4 separate regions of the Homo sapiens genome follow, and regions 2, 3 and 4 are each linked to region 1. The links are chromatin contacts, found by Hi-C or POLR2A ChIA-PET in ENCODE. All regions are on one chromosome and are shown on one strand. The core of a region is the stretch at or near the end of the contact, and the rest is flanking DNA. Distances in the headings are between cores, read along the strand shown. Region 1 holds the start of TANC2 (tetratricopeptide repeat, ankyrin repeat and coiled-coil containing 2). Region 2 overlaps MARCHF10 (membrane associated ring-CH-type finger 10). Region 3 holds the start of MARCHF10-DT (MARCHF10 divergent transcript). Region 4 overlaps MARCHF10-DT (MARCHF10 divergent transcript).

What was found. A loop is a pair of places that touch in the nucleus more often than their neighbours do. ChIA-PET counts read pairs that join two places held with the same protein, here RNA polymerase II (POLR2A). Pooled maps may share reads with other maps.
Region 2: a map of CD4-positive, alpha-beta T cell shows a loop between it and region 1 (14-fold over the local background). The contact joins the enhancer-like site here to the promoter of TANC2 in region 1. A Hi-C loop is called at or near these places in 20 of 168 maps with a recorded cell type or tissue (B cell, CD4-positive, alpha-beta T cell, CD4-positive, alpha-beta memory T cell and 14 more), 22 of 37 single-sample maps with no recorded cell type and 17 of 50 pooled maps. POLR2A ChIA-PET finds 5 or more read pairs at or near these places in 18 of 52 experiments (A549, AG04449, BJ and 14 more).
Region 3: a map of heart left ventricle shows a loop between it and region 1 (2.2-fold over the local background). The contact joins the promoter of MARCHF10-DT here to the promoter of TANC2 in region 1. A Hi-C loop is called at or near these places in 10 of 168 maps with a recorded cell type or tissue (Calu3, IMR-90, PC-3 and 7 more) and 12 of 50 pooled maps. POLR2A ChIA-PET finds 5 or more read pairs at or near these places in 4 of 52 experiments (A549, BJ, MCF 10A and 1 more).
Region 4: a map of mammary epithelial cell shows a loop between it and region 1 (9-fold over the local background). The contact joins the enhancer-like site here to the promoter of TANC2 in region 1. A Hi-C loop is called at or near these places in 16 of 168 maps with a recorded cell type or tissue (Calu3, IMR-90, MCF 10A and 12 more) and 11 of 50 pooled maps. POLR2A ChIA-PET finds 5 or more read pairs at or near these places in 7 of 52 experiments (A549, H1, HEK293 and 4 more).

What each region holds. Positions count from the first base shown.
Region 1 is chr17:62,963,777-62,968,709 of GRCh38, reverse strand. TANC2 (tetratricopeptide repeat, ankyrin repeat and coiled-coil containing 2) reads right to left here and starts at 2,475. Exons shown (of 28, transcript NM_001394998.1): 1 at 1,961-2,475. RefSeq lists a silencer at 2,399-2,588.
Region 2 is chr17:62,721,900-62,726,832 of GRCh38, reverse strand. It overlaps MARCHF10 (membrane associated ring-CH-type finger 10), which reads left to right. Exons shown (of 11, transcript NM_152598.4): 7 at 1,729-1,895; 8 at 4,236-4,345. All of the region lies in intron 2 of MARCHF10-AS1 (MARCHF10 antisense RNA 1), which reads right to left. Among named protein-coding and RNA genes, the nearest start is that of MARCHF10-AS1, 18 kb to the right of the region's middle. RefSeq lists an enhancer at 1,825-1,904. Within about 2 kb of position 1,957, at least 8 of the 41 ENCODE cell types and tissues checked have a DNase peak (open chromatin) inside an H3K27ac peak, as active enhancers do; they include B cell, CD4-positive, alpha-beta T cell, CD8-positive, alpha-beta T cell and 3 more, where a contact is called at or near this core.
Region 3 is chr17:62,806,625-62,811,557 of GRCh38, reverse strand. MARCHF10-DT (MARCHF10 divergent transcript) reads right to left here and starts at 3,056. Exons shown (of 2, transcript NR_135634.1): 1 at 2,607-3,056. MARCHF10 (membrane associated ring-CH-type finger 10) reads left to right here and starts at 3,244. Exons shown (of 11, transcript NM_152598.4): 1 at 3,244-3,481. RefSeq lists a silencer at 3,206-3,355.
Region 4 is chr17:62,822,402-62,827,334 of GRCh38, reverse strand. The region is part of intron 1 of MARCHF10-DT (MARCHF10 divergent transcript); the gene reads right to left. Among named protein-coding and RNA genes, the nearest start is that of MARCHF10-DT, 16 kb to the right of the region's middle. RefSeq lists an enhancer at 1,454-2,190. Within about 2 kb of position 2,559, at least 4 of the 41 ENCODE cell types and tissues checked have a DNase peak (open chromatin) inside an H3K27ac peak, as active enhancers do; they include PC-3, PC-9, Panc1 and 1 more, where a contact is called at or near this core.

The DNA.
Region 1 (4,933 bases), core at 1,226-3,725:
TCCCCGAGCGCAACTATCAATTTCTTCCCTTACACAAGGGGGCAGTGATAACAAGAAAAGAATCGGGCTCTGTAACACCTCTTCCTACAGACAGTAGGGGGTGGCAGTACATATGGCTTACAGTCAGAACAAAACAGGAAGACCCAACAGAATTCTCTTTATTCTCCTCTGGCCCTTTCCTCTGTTCTTCAGCCCCAACAGCTTCTCAAGGTAAGGGACATATCTACAGAAAAGACTAAAACCCAAAATCAATCACCAAGGAAAATCTATTTTTGTCTTTGAAGCAAATGATCCCTCAATGGCTGAATTTGGATCTAAGGGAAAGCCAATCAGTATGAATTTTCAGATTATCTGGCAAATTACTATAATGAGAACAGCATTCACACATGTAATTTAATTTCTTTACAAGAATTATAACATAAAACATTAAAATCTCATCAATAATTAAGTACATTCTAACGAACACATTTCCATATTTCTGCTTTTGTTATATAGTATATTCACACTCATTGTATGTATACATATAAGTTACATTAAATAGATCATGGAGTTGTCTTTTGTTACTTCTGAAATTCCAGCTATGTTCTGACAATCCTCTCGAAACAGATGTTCTTAAATGGAAGTCACAATGTTTTGCAGCATGTTGGTAATTTCTTATGTATGTATAATATACATGCACATATATCTATATAGAGACATAAATAAATATCTAGATACAGAGGGGAGCAAGAGAGAGGGAGAAAGAGAATGTTTAACGTTTTATTTCGTGCTCACATCCCTAAGAGGATCTACCTGGGAAATGCTGCAAGAAGCACTCCACTGACAGTATCCATGTTGTTGCTTTTTATGCCAATTTACTGTATTCTTTTTTTTTTTTATTTCACCATCCCAACACCAAGAACATACAAGAATATTTTAGTACTGCCGTTCTCTATAATTAACCATTGTGATAGATACTGGCTCCAACCCCTCAAAATGCCTGAAAATCTATCCCTTTTGTTCACCACACTGCTTTGTTTTCCTCATTACAGATATTTTCACCTGTGTAAAAATCAGGAAAAGGGCACATACGAAAAATACTTCCCTTTGCCTAATGATCTTTAACTCATAATTATGGTCAAGACGTTTGGGGTTTTGTTTGTTTCTTTTCCTGGAGAGGAGCAGAGAAGAGAGTGAAAGACACCCGAAACACCAAATCTTCTTCCTAATGTTAATTATCATTGTTTATGTTTTGTGAAGACCATTCTAAACATTCCACACCTGGAAATGAAGACTGGATACAATTGTACCAATGCTCTACACGCTGATGGCAAAACCTGGAATTATTTTAGCCCTATTTTTTCTTTCCAATCTCACAGCCAGACACAATTTGCTTTTTTTCTTTCACGTGGTTACTTTCTCTACCTCAAAAAAAATAGCTTATCATAGCTCCTCCCGATTTCCTATGGCAAAATATCTAGCAATGAGCCTTATTAATCTTTTATTATGCTACACCTCCTTTCCCAGAGGAATTATTAATATCGCTAATAACACTTCGACCATGAATTTCAACGCCACAGAGGCCAGCCCATCCTGTGCCTTACCTGGCACATTTCGCAACTACTTTTATGCTGCATTCTGGGGGCACATTTTGCAACTCGTTCTGCACCACATTCCCTGCCACGTTTAGCAATCCGCCTCGCATCTTATCCTTGGTCCCCGTCATCCAGAGACGCTCTAGGTACCAAATTCCATGACATCTTCGGTGACAGCCAAGTGGCGACCCCACACGCCTCTGAAGCCCGCCTTGGTGTCATATTCGGAGCCAGCCTTCCCCACGCCTTGGACACCGAGGCACTTCGCTGCCCATTTCGCCGTCTCCCCGCTCGCCCCCGCCCCTCTCCCCGGAGCCGAGGCTGTGGAGGCGAACGACCCTGTCACTGAAGCGACCTTTCCTCGCCCTGCTCCCCGGGCCCCTTACCTGCCGCTCTGAGGGGCTCTCTGCACCTCCGGGTCAAGCCCCAGTCCCCGGGGTCTCCTGTGAGGACCGCGCCGCCCGCCGGCGCCGCCCGCGATTCCCGGAGCACCTCGCAGTCCTCCAACGCCCCGCGGCGAGTCTGCACCCCGGAACGGCGCGGCGGGGCCTCGCAGCCGGCGAGCGCAGCCCGCGGCGGTGCTCCTGTCAGCGGCGGCTCGGGGGCCAGCTCTCGCCCCTCGGCTCGGCTCGGCGGCGGCGGGCGCCTCGCTCCGCCTAGCGCGCGGCACAGCCGGGAGGTGAGCGCGAGGGGGATGGGAATGGGGGCGGGGCCGCCCGAAGGAGGCGCGGAGGGCGGTGGCGGCGGGAGGGCAGCGCCAGCGGCCCTAGGCCGGGCGCTCGGAGCGCTCGCAGCTTCCCCCGCCGGGCGGGCGGCTCGCGCGAGGCGGCTGTGCCAGCGGGCCCCGCCGGAGCAGCGCGCCCAGCAACCCGCGCCCCGCCGGCCGCTCGCTAGCGCCGCCGCCGCGCTGGGGGCGTCGCACCCTCTGAGGCCGCCCGCAGCCCCGCCCCCTCCGGGCTGGGGTGGGGAGGGGCGCGAGCGCGGAGGGAGCGCGCGTGCGTGGGGGCGCGTGCGTGGTGGAGCGCGCGCGCCCCCGCCCCTTCCACAGTTTGGGGGTGGGGAACGGCTGGAAGAGGGAGTGGGGACGCAGCCCTCCTCCGCGCGGAGAGACGGGGCCCTGGCTCTGGCGCTCTGGGATGTCCTGGCATTTCTCGTATCCCCGGGGGGCTCGGACTTGTGGGTGGCATTTGGAGGGGCAGCAGGGAGGACGCTCGGTAACTGACAAGGCCCTACATAGTTGGGCTCCGCCCTCAGGGGTGATGTCACTCTCGAGGTGGCTGCTGCTGTCACGTGCGCCCATTTCAGGGCCTGTCCTCCTGCTTTGATGACCGGAATGCTCTCCTAGATCTCCCCCACTTCGGTCACCTCAGGCACATATCACTCTGAGAGTCCTCGAAGCCTACAAGTGTCAGTTATTCTTTCCCGGATTCTCAGTGGTAGTTTGTAGACGACTTCAAAAGGCCACGGTTGGCTGTGGGGAGAATCAGAATGAGAAAGAAAAACAAAACAACAGTGGGGTTTGTGGGGAGACCGAGACTGTTATTTAGAATAATGGCTGAAAATTCACCAACCACAGCTTGCAAACCTGAGGTAAAGTCGTGGCGCTGCTTCTGTCACTGCCAGGTTGACTAAGAAGTAGCGTGGTTTTAAGAGCTGGTCGACAAGGGCGGGAAAGCCACCACATTAATACCTCGTCGAACGATGTTAGGTCATATTTCACCCTCCACCTAGATCTTCTTCCCCTCTACTGTTTCCCTCCTATCATAAAACAGCAAGTCGGCTGTGGGAGGTATTTGGGACATAAACATCATCGCGTGCTGCAAGATGATGCGAAGCAATCACCGTTACCAACTCTGCCCGGCTCGCCTTCCCTTCCATAAACTGAGATGACCTTTCGTGGTCATCCAACTTCTTAATCAGATGACATGATTGGAAATAGATGCGCCAAATTACATCAATCAAGGAAGCTCTGTCTGTGGCGCTTCCAAGGTAGAGAGGTTTGTTTGATAACAGCACTTTAATCTGCCCCATCCTGTAGCACTTCATCCAGGAGTTTCTTCGATTTTCAAAAATTAGTATTAATTTCAGAACAATACAAGAAACTGGATATGAACATGTCCATCCAACAGCTCTTCTTTACAGTGAATGCTTGCAAAGTCAGAGCTAGAGCAGCTTTGAATAATACAGCTAACATGGCAAGGTGAAGGGCTGACATATGGAATCTTTTGGTGTTAACTCCAGAAAGTTAGATTAATCTAATGAAAACCCATCTACCTATGGTATTAGAGGCAAGGTAGTGATTACTTACAGGGGAATTGATTGAGAGGGGACAGGAGAGAGCCTTCTGGTTTGCTGGAAATATTCAATATCTTAATGGTTACCCGGGTGTATACATATGCAAAAAGATCTGTGCACTTCATGTCAGTTTTTTAAAATCACATACACACAAAGAAGCATTACAATGTCATCATCACTGCAGTCGGAAAACCTCAGTTTGAATCTCAGTGTCACCCAACACTTACCTGCTGTGTGACCTTGAACAGGTCTCCGGACCTTCCTTTCTTCATCTGTCTAACGTGGGTGATATTAATACTTACCTCACAGATGGATGTAAAGATGAAACAAAATTTTGGAAAATACTTAGCACAAATCCTGTTACACAATAAGGACTCAGGAAACAGGAGCTATTATGTTATCCTTCTTACACTTGAATTTACCCTATTTAATTCTCCTTCGGTCTTTTTTTTTTTTTTTTTTAAGATTACTTTCTATCTAAGCCTTTCCCTGCGAGTTCCACTGAGGCTAATAACATTCCTTCTCTGAGAAATAACAAAAGGCAGTCAGGGGTGTAATGTTGGTTTTCAAACTAGTTCAGGTGGCAGTCTCTAGAAATTATGGTGCTCAACGTGGAGCATCATGAAATACAGATAGATTTAACTCTGCCATATGGAATTGACACAATTTTACAAGCACTAAATCTGGCAATTTTATGGTTATGCAAATCTCCACATAATCACATAATAAAAAAATGGGGGCTTTTTGTTGTTGTTGTTGTTCTTTTTTTTTGAGATAGAGTCTCGACCTGTCACCCAGGCTGGAGTGCAGTGGTGCCATCTCGGCTCACTGCAACCTCCGCCTCCCGAGTTCAAGCGATTTTTGTGCCTCAGCCTCCTTCCCAAGTAGCTGGGATTACAAGCACACACCACCACCCCTGGCTAATTTTTGTATTTTAGGTACAGATGGGGTTTTGCCATGTTGACCAGGCTGGTCTCGAACTCTTGACCTCATGTGATCCACCCAACTTGGCCTCCAAAAGTGCCAGGATTACAGGCGTGAACCACTGTGTCCAGCCAAAAAAT
Region 2 (4,933 bases), core at 708-3,207, 240 kb after region 1:
ACATGGTGAAACCCTATCTCTACTAAAAATACAAAAATTAGCCAGGTGTGGTGGTGCACGCCTATAATCCCAGCTACTCGGGAGGCTGAGGCAGGAGAATCGCTTGAATCCGGCAGAGGTTGCAGAGAGCTGAGATCGAGCCACTGCACTCCAGCCTGGGTGACAGAGCAAGACTCCATCTCAAAACAAACAACAACAACAAAAAATAATCTTCTACCACTTTTCTGCCTACCTTCTCAAACTTGCAAGATCTCTCTCTAGTTTATCTTCACCAGTTGGAGCACTCACTCCCATGTACACATGTTCTTCCTGATTACTTACGAAAATATGGAAATTATGTTGAAATGTATTGAAGTCTGAATGTTGAAAATGTCTTTAAGTTATTGAGAATGTCCATAATGGAAAACTGTAATTCTGCTTCTTTACACTGAGCTGCCCTTTCATGGGGAAAAAAGTCTTTCAAGAAATTGAGCATATATTTCTCCATCCAGAGCAATGTCCATTTCTTCCTCTTTTGATTTTAGTCTCTAGCCAGTTTCCTTTCCTTGACCAGATGGCCCCCAGTCCCGTGAGGACTCTAAAGAAAAGAAAATAGCCTTAGGCTTCTTAAAACCTCCCAACATGAACATCGACCAGCTATTCTTCACTCACCATTTATTAGACACAAATATCTTTACTTACATTTTCGTTAGTTCTTATCTTCATCAGATTCCAGCCGCTTACATTCTGGAATGCTGATGTCATTTGTTGGCATGTGTGGTGTTATTCGGGAGATTGTGTCCAGGTTTATTGGTTCATCATCCACCTAAACCAACATCTATTAAGTGAACTCTGTGCACAACACCTTGCCAGACACTAGATGTACTTTACAGTTTGCAGAACAGGTTCCTCATTGTCACACGTAGCCAGCCTGGCCACAGCCCTAGGAAGTAGGTGGCAGTGGTGTTATCACCATGACCCTCATTGTACAGATGAGGAAACAGGGTCTTGGGAAGATTAAGGAACTTATCCAAAGTCACACAACTCACAAGTTTCAGAGGCTGGCCTCAAACCCAGGCCCCCTGACCACGAATCCCATGCACTCACCAGTATGCCACCCCCACCAACTTCCTGGCAGGGAGAGGGGCTCCTGGCCTTGACTCCAGTTTGAAAATGATTCTGTAGCCATTTCCCTTTACCTCTTGATTTATGGTGGCAGTGCTGGTCCTCCATGTCAGCTCACACGTATTGACAATTGCAAAGAAGCCTGTTACAAGAATTTGTGCCTCAGCCAGGCCCAGGGGCTCACACCTGTAATCCCAGCACTTTGGGAGGCCAAGGCATGTGGATCGCTTCAGCCCAGGAGTTCAAGACCAGTCTGGGCAACATCGTGAGACTCCATCTCTACAAAATAATTTTTAAAATAGCCAGGTGTGGTGGCATGCACCTGTAATCCAGCTACTTGGGAGGCTGAAGTGGGAGGATCACCAGAGCCTGAGGAGGTTGAGGCTGCAGTGGGCCAATATTGTGCCACTGCACTCCGGCCTGGGCAACGGAGTGAGACTCTGTTTCAAAAAAAAAGAGAGAATTTGTGCCTGTGTTATCAAAAATCATCTCACTAGGGTCAGAGGGGGCAGCGGGTGAGTACCAGGAGCCCTCTTCCTTCTCTGTCAATGCTCTGGGAACTGGTATTTGTAGAAACTGCAAACGTGTAGCCTCCTGGTCACGAGGGCTTGTTTTCACATTTAGTCTCCTGGAGGAGGACTCCGAGGAGGAGGGAGACTTGTGTCGCATCTGTCAGATAGCCGGGGGTTCCCCAAGCAACCCCCTCCTGGAGCCTTGCGGCTGTGTGGGAAGCCTGCAGTTTGTTCATCAAGAGTGCCTGAAAAAGTGGCTGAAAGTGAAAATAACATCAGGTAGGTGGGGAAGGAAGTGCAGTGAACGTGCCACGACATGTAATTAACATGAGGCACCACGGTGTGGGCCCCGGAGCCTTGTCATCAGCTCACTCTCCTCCGCAGAACAGCGACTCAGGGACACGTGGCTGAGCTCCAGATCCTTGCTCATAAAAGCTGTCTTTAAACTATGGGAGGGAGTTGGGGGTTTTTTGTTTGTTTTTGTTTTGGTTTGTTTTTTGTTTTTTGCTTTTATCTGAGAGAAGACTCCTGGGAACAAATGCTATTGAATTCTACCTCTGCTTGAGGCCTGAGCAGAGATGCTAAGATCGCCTCTCAGGAGGAAGGAAATAGAAGTGGGTCAGCGGTGGAAGCTCAGCAGACACACAGTAGCCGTGCCCAGCTAGCAGACACCCAGCAAAATACTTCAGAAGGTCCCTCATGAGAGACCCCCAGCACACACATCCTACTTCCTTTTATTTGGGGGTCACCTAAGAAACTAAACAAAGCTGCCTTTTAGCAATAGGGATAAGAGTGCTGATCTGATTGTCTAGAACCATATTAGATAAAGAAATTTCCATGTGCTGATTTTGTCAGCTCCCTAGCATCTTATAACTGGGTGTGCGGCACCTTCTCAACTCCCTGAGCAGGTTATAACCTAAATACAACCACATCGGTAGGTCGGCTGTAGTTTTCTGGGCAGAGAACAGAAGGTTTCTTTAAAGCATGGCTTTAGGAATGAGATCAACTTTAAGCAAAAAAAAAAAAAAAATGCATGGAACATCAGTGCAAAGAGCAACTTGATCAGAAAATAGCTGCGGCTTCTTTCAGACACACATCTCTGAAAACATATCCCCCCACAGCCAGATCCTATTTCTCCCCGTCTTCCATATCCTTCTCCTTAGCCGTCACTATCCAGGCTGCAGGGAGACTTAGAGCTTTACCCTGTCCCCATGAGGTGTTGCCACGCCCCCTCACCAAGGACAGCACACCATGGAATCAGAGAATGAACACGTGGGGTAATCATATTACTGTGTCATCCATGGAGCCCGTTTTATGCAACTTCCCTAGCATAAGAAATATAAGTCCACTGATCAAGATGCTTAAACGCATATCCATATAACGAGCAAAATATTCAGTCCTTCAGAGAGGGAAGAAAACGAGTAGATTTTGGTTGCTAACGACTCTGCCATGCAATCCTTTATCTTCCTAGAAATTTGGGCCAATTAAACATCTAACACAGAAAAAGTTACCTGTGAAACATGTCATGAAAATGCTGCTATGCTCATAAATGTCAACGCTTGTATGGGTGTGTTCAGTAGGATTCGATCGGAAGACTCATGGGACATTTGGTAGCCTAAAGCGTTACTGAATGACGCTAAAAAAAAAAAAAAAAAAAGTCAAGCGAACAAAATGCAGATAAGGGATTACTTCCTGTTCATCCTTGCCCTTTGAAAGTCTCTATTATTTACTGTTTCTTTATATCCCCAGTGGGGAAATAGAATGGAGGTATGAAACTGCACAAGCCCTATTTTTACCAAATACATGCAGGTAACTAATAGGTCTTTTATTTTCTAATGCATAAAATAAACACCAGTACATCATTAGTCAAAAGCCGCAACTAAGGGGGAGAAACTGTCTGGCAGAATGTTTGCTTAGACATAACAGCCCAGCTCTGCATCCTCCACTTTTGCATTGGGGAATAGGATAAAAATGCTGATCTAGAATGCCTGTTTTTATAAAAACAGCAACAAAGGAAGCCTTCTCATATTCCTTTTCCCCGATGAGTCTGAGCTCAGGCTGATGAGCTGGCCCTGGGTACTACTGTAACTAGTACCCACACCTGGCCCCTCGCTCCCTCACTGTTCTCAGGTGGCAATGTTACCTGGGCAGGAGTAAAGGCAGATTTTTAAGCCATTGATCGAGAATAGCTTCTGCCATCTATTTTGGTCCTCACTAATTTATTTACTTGGACCTGTGTTGGGTCTACAATAAAAAAAAAAAAAGCTGAATAGTCACTCTTTTTACAAACACCTGTGTTACAGACTCTTAGCCTCTGTGCAGCAATTCCAAGTTTATGAACCATCCTGTTTATATTTAAATAGAAAGCAAGATCTGCTATTTAAAAGTCGTGGGAATTTCACTTCTATGAAGCTTGCATAATAGATGACTACAAAGGAAATTTTTCAGCTCTCAGATTCAAGGTCATTTTCTACAGAAGATGGCTGGCTTTAAAGGAAGGTCACTGAAGCTCAGAATTCATAACACACACAAGTTCACTCCCCAAATATCACCTGTCCAAAGTGCTAACACAAACAGACCCATGGTTATATGTACATATAATTCTTTATCCAATTTAAGGAGCAGATCTTGGTGCCGTGAAGACCTGTGAGATGTGTAAGCAAGGCCTGCTGGTTGACCTGGGTGACTTTAACATGATTGAGTTCTACCAGAAGCACCAGCAATCTCAGGTAAGAAATGTGGCCACTCTGCCTCCACAGGTTAAAGTATGTTAGAGGGGCAGGGCGAGAAGACATTCCCCTTCCCTGATCTAAGAAATGTAGAAGGTCTCTGCTGGCAGGAGTCTGACAATATCCATTTAGCTTACTTCTCTGAGAAGACCTGCCACTAAATTAGAGTATTAGAGAGTTGAAAAGCCTTTTTTTTTTTTTTTTTTTTTTGAGACAGAGTCTCACTCTGTCGCCCAGGCGGGAATGCAGTGGCACAATCTCACTGCAAACTCTGCCTCACAGGTTCAAGCGATCCTCCCACCTCAGCCTCCTGAGTAGCTGGGATTACAGGCGTGTGCCACCACACCCACCTAATTTTTGTATTTTTAGTAGAGATGGGGTTTCTCCATGTTGGCCAGCTTGGTCTCGAACTCCTGATCTCAAGTGATCTGTCTGCCTCCACCTCCCAGAGTGCTACAATTACAGGTGTGAGCCACTACACCTGGCCGAGAGTTGGAAGTCTTATTTGTCCTGGGTTGAGTTTGCCCTGCTGTTGGGAACAAAAGTAAGAAGCTTCAGTGGGCAACTGGACACAGAAAAATACCAAAA
Region 3 (4,933 bases), core at 1,807-4,306, 160 kb after region 1:
ATGAAGAGTAGGATCCTTTCCCCAACCAGGAGAAGTTTTTCTTCTTCATTTTAATATTTCTCCTCCTAAGGACTTTGCTTTTTAATGCCAGAACTAATCTTATTTGTAATTTACATGCCTAGCTTAAATTTACTCATTAAACACTAAAGTTGGAGTTGCTCTATAGCTTTTTATGAGCTGACCTTGGGCACTATTACCCTCTTTCAAAGGCACCATGATTTTTTCATATAACTTAATTTTCAAGAACACTTGACATGTGGAAGAGTTTAAAGCTGAGATATGAAGTGACTTCTCCAGACCTTGTTATTTAAAAATCTTTAGGCTGGGCACAGTGGCTCACACCTATAATCCCAGCACTTTGTGGGGGCCGAAGAGGGTGGATCACCTGATGTCAGGAGTTTGAGACTGGCCTGGTCAACCTGGCAAAACTCTGTATCTACTAAAAATACAAAAATTAGCTGGGCATGGTGGCACGTGCTTGTAGTCCCAGCTACTCAGGAGGCTGAGGCAGGAGAATCGCTTGAACCTGGGATGCGGCAGTTACAGTGAGCCAAGATCGCGCTATAACACTCCAGCCTGGGTGACAGACTCTGGCTCAAAAAAAAAAAAAATTAAAAAATTAAAAATAAATAAAAATCTTTAAATATTTACGGTTAACATTCACATGCAATAAAATCTTAAGTTATGCCTTATAAAGCAAAGCTACCAATTATTGAGTGCTATGTGCCAAGCATGATGTGAAATGCTTTGCTTGTCCTCTCTCATTTAATTCCCACAGCAAGCTTTTGAGATAGATAGTATTATTTTAATAGATCTTGTCTGGGTACAGGAAGTACCAAGGTGCTTTTCTTAGTAGTGGGCAACATCAAGTTACTGGAGATGGAAAGCCCTGTTTTTGAACCCTGGTTCTGGTACTTACCATATGTTCTGGTCATGTCCCTTACCTTCAACAAGGTGAGAACCTGGGCTTCAACTTCCTCCTCTGTTATTTTTATTTGAGGTGGGTCCTCGCGCCAACAGAACAAGCTCCCTACCTATCATTTCACTATTATAGTTTCAACCCAGTGTGCGCATCCAAACTTTTTTTTTTTTTTTTGAGACAGAGTTTCTTGTCGCCCAGGCTGGAGTGCAACCTCCGCCTCCTGGGTTCAAGCAATTCTCCTGCCTCAGCTTCCTGAGTAGCTGGGTTTACAGGTGGCTGCCAGCACACCTGGCTAATTTTTGTATTTCTAGTTGAGATGGGGTTTCACCATGTTGGCCAGGCTGGTCTCAAAACTCCTGACCTCAGGTGATCCCCCTGCCTCGGCCTCCCAAAGTGCTGGGATTACAAGCGTGAGCCACCATGCCTGGCCCAAAGCATATCCTTTTGAAAGGCAAAAACCATGAGGCAAGTTCTTAGGTTACATCCTTATCAGTTAATACTTCAATTATCAGTTAATGCTTTACTAAGGAATACTTGATAATCAGCTGAGAACAAGAACAGAATATGGACTGGGCTACTAGAGATGAAAAGATCCTAGGGTCTGCTGGAGGACCAGCGAAGTTCAGATGGGAAAGTGCCCAGTGGAAAGACTTCAGCTAAGTACATTTGTCTAGACTCTGCCCAGCTCATGATATGTCTTTGAAGCTGGTGTGAAGGCAAGGAAAAATGTTCAGTGTGTAACACATAGTCCCATCTGGCTGAAGTATGAGTGAAGAAGTGATGAAGGGGAAAAACCAAGAAAGGAAACTGTGGGGGAGGGCACAGGGAAAGTCATAGTGACGAGTTTGGACTTCATTCCACAGGCGGTGAGGAACCTTTCAGGGCTTTTTAAGCAGGGGGCCAGCAACATTAGATGTAGGCTGCTTATAGGATGGGGGAAATGGTGAAGATAGGGTGTGGAGGACAGGCGCCCAGGGTGTGACCAGGAGGCCCTCAGAATAATCCATGGAGCCCAAAACTAGGTCATGGAGCCCAAAACTAGAGTGATAAGAATAGAAAGAAGAATGTGACGCTGCCAAGGACTTGGCACCAACTGAATGGGGGGAAGGGGAGGTGTTGAGAAGACGGTCAAACCACAGACACCTAGGGATTCCGGGCACTGATGAAAGTTCCAAGAATTTCTATTCTTCCTTTACCTTACTCTCCACTCAATCAAAAATACCCTAACTTGACATCAGTTGACAAGTTGAGAGCCTAAATATGCAAAGTAAATAGGGGAGTCATCTTTGCCCATGAGAACCACAGACAGACATCAACCCGGCAAAGCCGGGCAAGGTGGCTCATGCCTGTAATCCCAGCACTTTCGGAGGCCCAGGCGGGCGGATCACTTGAGGTCAGGAGTTCGAGACCAGCCTGGCCAACATGGAGAAACCCCGTCTCTACTTAAAAAAAAAAAAAAAATACAAAAACTAGCCGGGTGTGGTGGCGCATGCCTGTAATCCCAGCTACTCGGACGGCTGAAGCATGAAAATCGCTTGAGCCCCGGAGGCAGAGGTTGCAGTGAGCCAAGATCGTGCCACTGCACTGTCCAGCCTGAGCTACAGAGCAAGACTCTGTCTAAAAAAAAAAAAAAGAAAGAAAGAAAAAAAAGAAAAGAAAAGAAAAGAAAAAGAAAGAAATCAACCTGGCACAGAGAAGGTGAGGGTAGTAGCGGTTCTGGTGCCCTGGCTCCAAAGCTGTAGGGCCTGGTCTAGGCCTCTAAGCACCTCTCTCCTTGGAAAGGGGGTGAAGACGACTGATTACGAAGAGGCCTGGGCTCTAATGTCGGTTCTGCCACTGACTGGGTGCCTGGCTTCATCGCTTATTTCTTCTTTTTCGTGTTGGACCAGAGCATTCCAGATGTCCTCTGCAGAGGTCGAACTCCAGGACTGCAGTATCTTTTCCTCTTCGCATGTACCGCTTTTCACATTCCCTGATTCCATTAAAAATATTTTCCTCTCTCGTTTTCTAATCTCATTTTTTATGAAGCACAGCACCCTTTCAGGGAAGGGAGCAGAGGCCTGGATATCTGGGTCTGGGCTTGGGCACCCAGACAAAGCCAACCGCCTCCTCCTTGGGCATCTCTTCTCTGCCCACCAGCGTGGCTCTGACTCCCCGACTGCAGCCCGCCTCGTTCCCACGGCAACCGGCGGGCGCCCACGACTGGCTTGGGACCCCGGGGCCACAGCCCCGCCCCGCCCCGCCCCGTGCTCTCGGCGGCTGCACCTGGTCGCGCGGGGGCGGGGAGGCGCGGTTGCTAGGGAAACCGGAGGACGCCCGGTAGCCGCCCCCACCGCCTCCGCCCCAGGCAAGGCCGGCCGGCGCCGCGGAAAGCAGCCTCGGGGAAGGAGGAGGAAGAGGGGCAGGTGTAGGGAGTGAAGAAGCAAAAAGAGGAGGAGGAAGAGGAGCTCAGGGCCGTCCCCGCGCAATTAATGGGCGGCTCCTGCGCCCTGGACCGGCCCGCCCGCCCAGCCCCTCGACCCCTGTAGCCCCGGCAGGGGAGGAAGGGCAGACCCACAGGTAACGGCCCCCTCGCCCCCGCCGCTCCGCTCCAGTTCTCCCAGGATGGGGGACAACCTTCCCTTTCGACTTACAAGATTCTGGAGGGAAACCGGGCCTGACATCCGGTGGCCTGGCCGTCCCCTCCCCTCGGCTGACCCCAGCCCCAGCATTTTTCTGTCTCAGAGGGACAGGTTTGGGGGAGACCGTGAACCTTTGCTCACTGGCACCCACATTCTTTCCTGCAGACGCCACTGGTCAGAAAAGGTATACACAGACCATGGCCCACTGGGCTTCTGAATGCGAAATGGTCGATATTGATTTTGTTTATTTTTGAGAAGGAGTCTCGCTCTGTCTCCCAGGTTGGAGTGCAGCGGTGCAGTCAGGGCTCACTGCAGCCTCGACCTCCCAGGCTCAAGCGATCCTCCCGCCTCAGCCTCCCGGTGGTAGCTGGGACCACAGGCCAACACCATGTCTGGCTAATGTTTTAAATTATTTGTAAAGAAGGGGTCTCGTTATGTTTCTCTGGCTGGATATTGTTATTAATGATGGCACTGAATTGCTTGTCAAACCTGTGACGTTTCCTCCCCCAGAGTTTCCCAATTACACGTTGAGTTTCTCCTCTCTTCTGGGCTTGATGGTCGAAATGTGACCACCTATCTCTCCTAGTTTCACAGTAAAATGAAGAGTCACCGCCAAACACAAGTCTGTTCCCCACCCTCCACCCCGCCCCCAACTCTTAAGCCAAATTGGCTGGAAGAGTTGAAAGATCTCCTTACCTTTCCCAACCAATTCCCCCTTTTTCTCTGCAGTCACAGTATTCTTAAATTGGGCCCAAATCGTAAACTTTGTTGCTTATACTCAAGACATGTTTATAAGCTAAGACTTTAAAATGCAAAGTTTTTTTTAGAGCTAAGATTTAAACAAATCCTATAATGTCTGACATTACAAATTAATCAATTGGGGAAAAGGTTGAATAAGGTCTCCTGAAATCCTTCTCCAATCACCTAATTGTGGAAAGGGAGTAATTTTCGAGCCTGATTGTCCGGTATTAACAATAGCCATTTAGATTTTATTTCAAAGCAACCTTCCGTCTAAGGAGGAGGTTAGATTGTTTACATTTCCTTTATTGCTTAACAGCATATTAACTTTAGTGATGTCTTTCTCTTATGAGAACATAGTAAGAAACCAATAAGACTTTGATTGTTATTAAGAACAGGCTCCTTCAAATCAGTTCTTTTGACAAATGTGGTCATAAAACAGAGGGATGGTACGTATGCATGACTTTTAGAGCACTGAAAAACATTCTGCAATCAGATTCTGTTCCCCTCAGTCAGGAAAACTTGGTTGGAATTCACTGGAAAATTACACTAGAGAAGAACGTGTATGTCACAAAGTTCTTAGAATATTCCCCCATTAAAATTTCACAGATATGTAGAATTTTGAGGCCAAGAAGAATTACTCGCTCTTGCT
Region 4 (4,933 bases), core at 1,310-3,809, 140 kb after region 1:
TAGATTAGTTCAAATCAAGGACTCTCACTCTATGTACTTATCCAAGGGTGTTTTCTTAAAATGAAGAATGTGGGTAAGAGTAATTTTGCTTTTTATTTGCAATATCATTTCATTGGCTAAGAGGTTGCCCCAGTGCTACAATGTAAGCTTCCGTCTCATTTTGCAGTGAATGAAAACATTTTTCCTTACATAGTTGTGTATAGCAGAACTAGTATCTATCCCATGGTGATGCTAGTAAGCCTGACTCACAACTTCAAAAAGAACTTTGAAATAAATTATATGGATCTTATGAACTGTAATAATCTTTAATTTCAACTTCATTATGAAAATTTATGGCTGGGAGTCGTGGAATCGTGCCTATACTTTGGGAGGCTGAGGTGGGTGGATCACTAGAGCCCAGGAGTTCGAAACCAGCCTGGGCAGCCTGGTGAAACCCTGTCTTAAAAAAAAAAAATACAAAAATTAGCCGGGTGTGGTGGTGCATGCCTGCAGTCTCAGCTACTCGGGAGCTGAGGTGGGAGGATCACCTGAGCTTGACTGGGAAGGTCAAGGCTGCAGAGAGCCATGATCGTGTCACTGTACTCCAGCCTGGGTGACAGAGTGAGACCCTGTCTCAAAAAAAAAAAAAAAAAATCACAAGTGCCTCACCCAAAATAAATAATAAAGTGGAAAGTGAGAAAATGAGTAACATTTAAAAGGGGAACAGAGGTGGGACTTCTGAATTACTTTTCCTTCTGGTACCAGTGTTGACTGTCATCAGTTTCACAATGTCTAAGGCAAGGTAAGGACAGGTTGAGTATCCCTTATCTGAAATGCTTGGGATCAGAAGTGTTTCGAATTTCAGATATTTTTCAGATTTGGGAATATTTCTGTATACAAAATGAGCTATCTTGAGAATAGAATTAAGTCTCAACACGAAATTCATTTATGTTTCATATACACCTTATTCACATACCCTGAAGGTAATTTTATTCAATATTTTTAATGATTCTGTTCATGGAACAATGTTTTGACTGAACCCATCACATGACGTCGAGTGTGGAACGTTCCCCTAGTGGTGTCATGCTGGCGCTCAAAAAGTTTCGGATTTTGGGCCGGGCGCGGTGGCTCACGCCTGTTATCCCAGCACTTTGGGAGGCCGAGGCGGGCGGATCACGAGGCCAGGAGATCAAGACCATCCTGGCTAACACGGTGAAAACTCATCTCTGCTAAAAATACAAAAAAATTAGCCGGGCGTGGTGGCGGGCTCCTGTAGTCCCAGCTACTGAAGAGGCTGAGGCAGGAGAATGGCGTGAACCTGGGAGGCAGAGCTTGCAGTGAACTGAGATCGTGCCACTGCCCTCCAGCCTGGGCGACAGAGCAAGACTCTGTCTCAAAAAAAGAAAAAAAAAAAAAGTTTCGGATTTTGAATTTTTGGATTAGGGATGCTCAACCTACATGATGGTATTAGGCCAACATTTTAGAAACCAGTAAAACTCGATATTGAATATGATGAAGTCATATTCCTTGGTGGTGTATGTCTGTAATCCCAGCTACTCGGGAGGCTGAAATGGGAGGATGGCTTGAGCCCAGGAGGTCAAGGCTATAGTGATCTGTGTGTCACTGCCCTTCAGCCTGGGCAACAGAGCGAGACCATCTGAAAAAAAAAAAAGTCTTGGACTTATCTAAAAGATGTATTCTGAAGCCTCACAAGCAGAATATAGCTCACGAGTGGGTTTTATTTGACTCTTACAGTGTTTTTCTAAAAATCAAACTAGTTGCCAACATTCACAAAACAGGGTTTTTCACAAAAACCAAAACAAACAAAAACCCAAATTTGCGACTTCTTTGAGAAATTGGAAGGACTGGACTTGCATTGCATCCTCCCCGCATAGCTAGGAGGAGCTTGGGCCAGAGCCCCCACCTAACCCACACTACTCACATGCATTACCTGCTCTGAACTCAGATATATCTGAGTGTGAGACCCTGTTAATGGGTCACTCTGGCTTAGGCTGTGCATCAATGAGACTCATCAGACTCAAGTGTTTGCTTCTTTGGGGCCCCTCCCTGTACCCTCTAATTAAACTCTATATTCAGTATAGGGTGTCAGGTCCCAGTTGGGTCTAAAATGGGAGGCATTTACAGCCATGGTCCCGGACCAGAATCACTTCAATGTTTTCACTGATCTGAAGATTTTCTTGGCAAGTAAGGGTTCAGAGAAGTTTGTTGAAGTTTGTGTCTAAGCTAGGTTAAGCGGAGGAATGTGTCTCAATTCAAAATGAGAGCAACTCTGGGGTTAAGCAAGAGAATGACCCATGATGAAGGTATTATGGAAATGTCCTCTGTGTGAGCTGGGTAGAGAAGAATATCCGGATTCCGGGCTTCACTCTGCCTCTAACAAGCTGTAAGATGAGTCACTGACCTCAGTTAGCCCCTGTCTCTTCACCTATAAAACAAAAGGGATGTTTCTGCATTTAGAGCCCAGCCCCTACGTTAGAATCACCTAGGGGACGTCTAAAAATGTTGATACTTAGACCCCTCCCTAGGCCAGTTGAATCTGATTCCTTGCAATGAGGGTCCAGGACACAGTTAACAAGATCTCCAAGGTCCCTTCCCATCCTCTAATTCTGTGGTCTCAGTGGCTTGGGAGCAGATGCCAGAATAGCCATTAACTCTGTTAATTTCTCCTGTATGTCAGATTGCCAGCAAAGAACATTCATTTCTCACACACACACACACACACAAACACACACACACACACACACATATAGAGGTGTGGTCATTGTTTTTCATTTTCTTTCTTTTTCTTTTTAATTTTTGAGACAATGTTTTACTCTGTTGTCCTGGCTGGAGTATAGTGGCGCAATCAGAGCTCACTGCAGCCTCACCCTCTCAGACTCAAGCTATCCTCCCGTCTCAGCCTCCCAAGTAGCTGGAACCATCTCTACTAAAAGTACAAAAATTAGCTGGGCATGGTAGCACACACCTGTAATCCCAGCTACTTGAGAGGCTGAGGCAGGAGAATTGCTTTAGCCTGGGAGGTAGAGGTTGCAGTGAGCTGAGATCGTGCCACTGCACTCCAGCCTGGGTGGCAAGACTCTGTCTCAAAAAAAAAAAAAAAAAGTGTTGGCCGGGCGTGGTGGCTCAAGCCTGTAATCCTAGCACTTTGGGAGGCCAGGACAGGTGGATTGCCCAAGCTCAGGAGTTCGAGACCAGCCTGGGCAACATGGTGAAACTCTGTCTCTACTAAAATACAAAAAATCAGCCGGGCATGGTAGCGGGTGCCTGTAATCCCAGCTACTTGGGAGGCTGAGGTAGAATTGCTTGAACCCAGGAGGCAGAGGTTGCAGTGAGCCAAGATCATGCCACTGCACTCCAACCTGGGTGACAGAGCAAGACTCTGTCTCCATTAAAAAAAAAAAAATGTTTTAATTAGCTGAGCAAGGTGGCATGCACCTGTAGTCCAGAGGCTGAGGCAGGAGGACTGCTTGATCCTAGGAGTCCCAGACCAGCCTGGGCAACCTAGCGAGACCCCATCTCTACAATAAATAAAAATAAAAATAAATCACTGGGTGTGGTGGTGCACAGGCCTGTAGTCCCAACTATTCAAGAGGCTAAGGTGGGAGGATGGCTTGAGCCCAGGAGTTCAAGGTTGACTGAGCCATGATTGCATCACAGTACTCTAGCCTGGGCAACAGAGTGAGGCTCTGATTCTAAAAATAAAAAATATTCATTACATGTTGAAACGACAATGTTTCAATTTAGTGGGTTTAGTAAAATATGTTATTAAAATGAATTTCACCCATTTCCTTTTACTTTTCTGAATATTATTCCTAGGAAATTTGAAATTACTTATATGACTCATATTTCTATTAGATAGTGCTAAAAGGTGTCCACTTTCTGAACCTCTTTTTTTTTTTTTTGAGACAGAGTCTTGCTCTGTCACCCAGGCTGGAGTGCAGTGGTGTAATCTCGGCTCACCGTGAGCTCTGCTTCCTGGGTGATTCAAGTGATTCTCATGCCTTCCAAGTAGCTGGAATTACAGGCGAGCACCACCCCATGCCCAGCTAATTTTTGTACTTTTGGTAGATACAGGGTGTCGCCATGTTGGCCAGGCTGGCCTTGAATTCCCGACTTCAAGTGATCTGCCTGCCTTGGCCTCCCAAAGTGCTGGGGTTACAGGCATAAGCCTCTGTGCCTGGCCTCTGAACCTTTAATTGAAGACTGTAGTTTGTTGTTCGCTTGTTTGTTTGTTTTTTTAGACAGCTTCTCATAATGAACTAAGTTGAAGGTCTGAAAAACATCCAATTGCCAGTCTTTACTGCACAGGGCACTGACTGTAACTATACAACCCTGATGGTTGGGGAAACAAATGTGGTACTTTCTGTGAATATGACAATTTTGTACACTGAAATATGGTCCATGGGAGAATCCTAGTGGAACGCTATGACTGGGAATAAGGTGGAGGTTCCTGGTCAGTTCCCCCTGCTTTCTATCTCACATTAGAGGTAGAATTTCAATGTATGTGCCACACCAGTTCTGCCCTCATGCAGTAAACATACGAGTGGTAAACCATGAACCAAAATAGTGAGTGCATTTAAAAGAGACATTTAAACGTCCAGTCCCATTCACTGCAACTTTGTTTTACTTTTGCTTTCTTTCTTGCTCTGTCACCCAGGCTGGAGTGTGTGGCACCATCTCGGCTTACTGCAACCTCCTGGGCTCAAGTGATTGTCCTGCCTCTGCCTCCCAAGTAGCTGGGATTACAGGCATGCACCACCATTCCCAGCTAATTTCTGTATTTTTAGTAGAGACAGGGTTTCGCCATGTTGGCCAGGCTGGTCTTGAATCCTGACCTCAAGTGATCCGCCCGCCTTGACCTCCCAAAGTCCTGGGATTACAGGCATGAGCCACTGTGCCTGGCCGCAACTTTGTTTTTCATCACTGGTCTCTC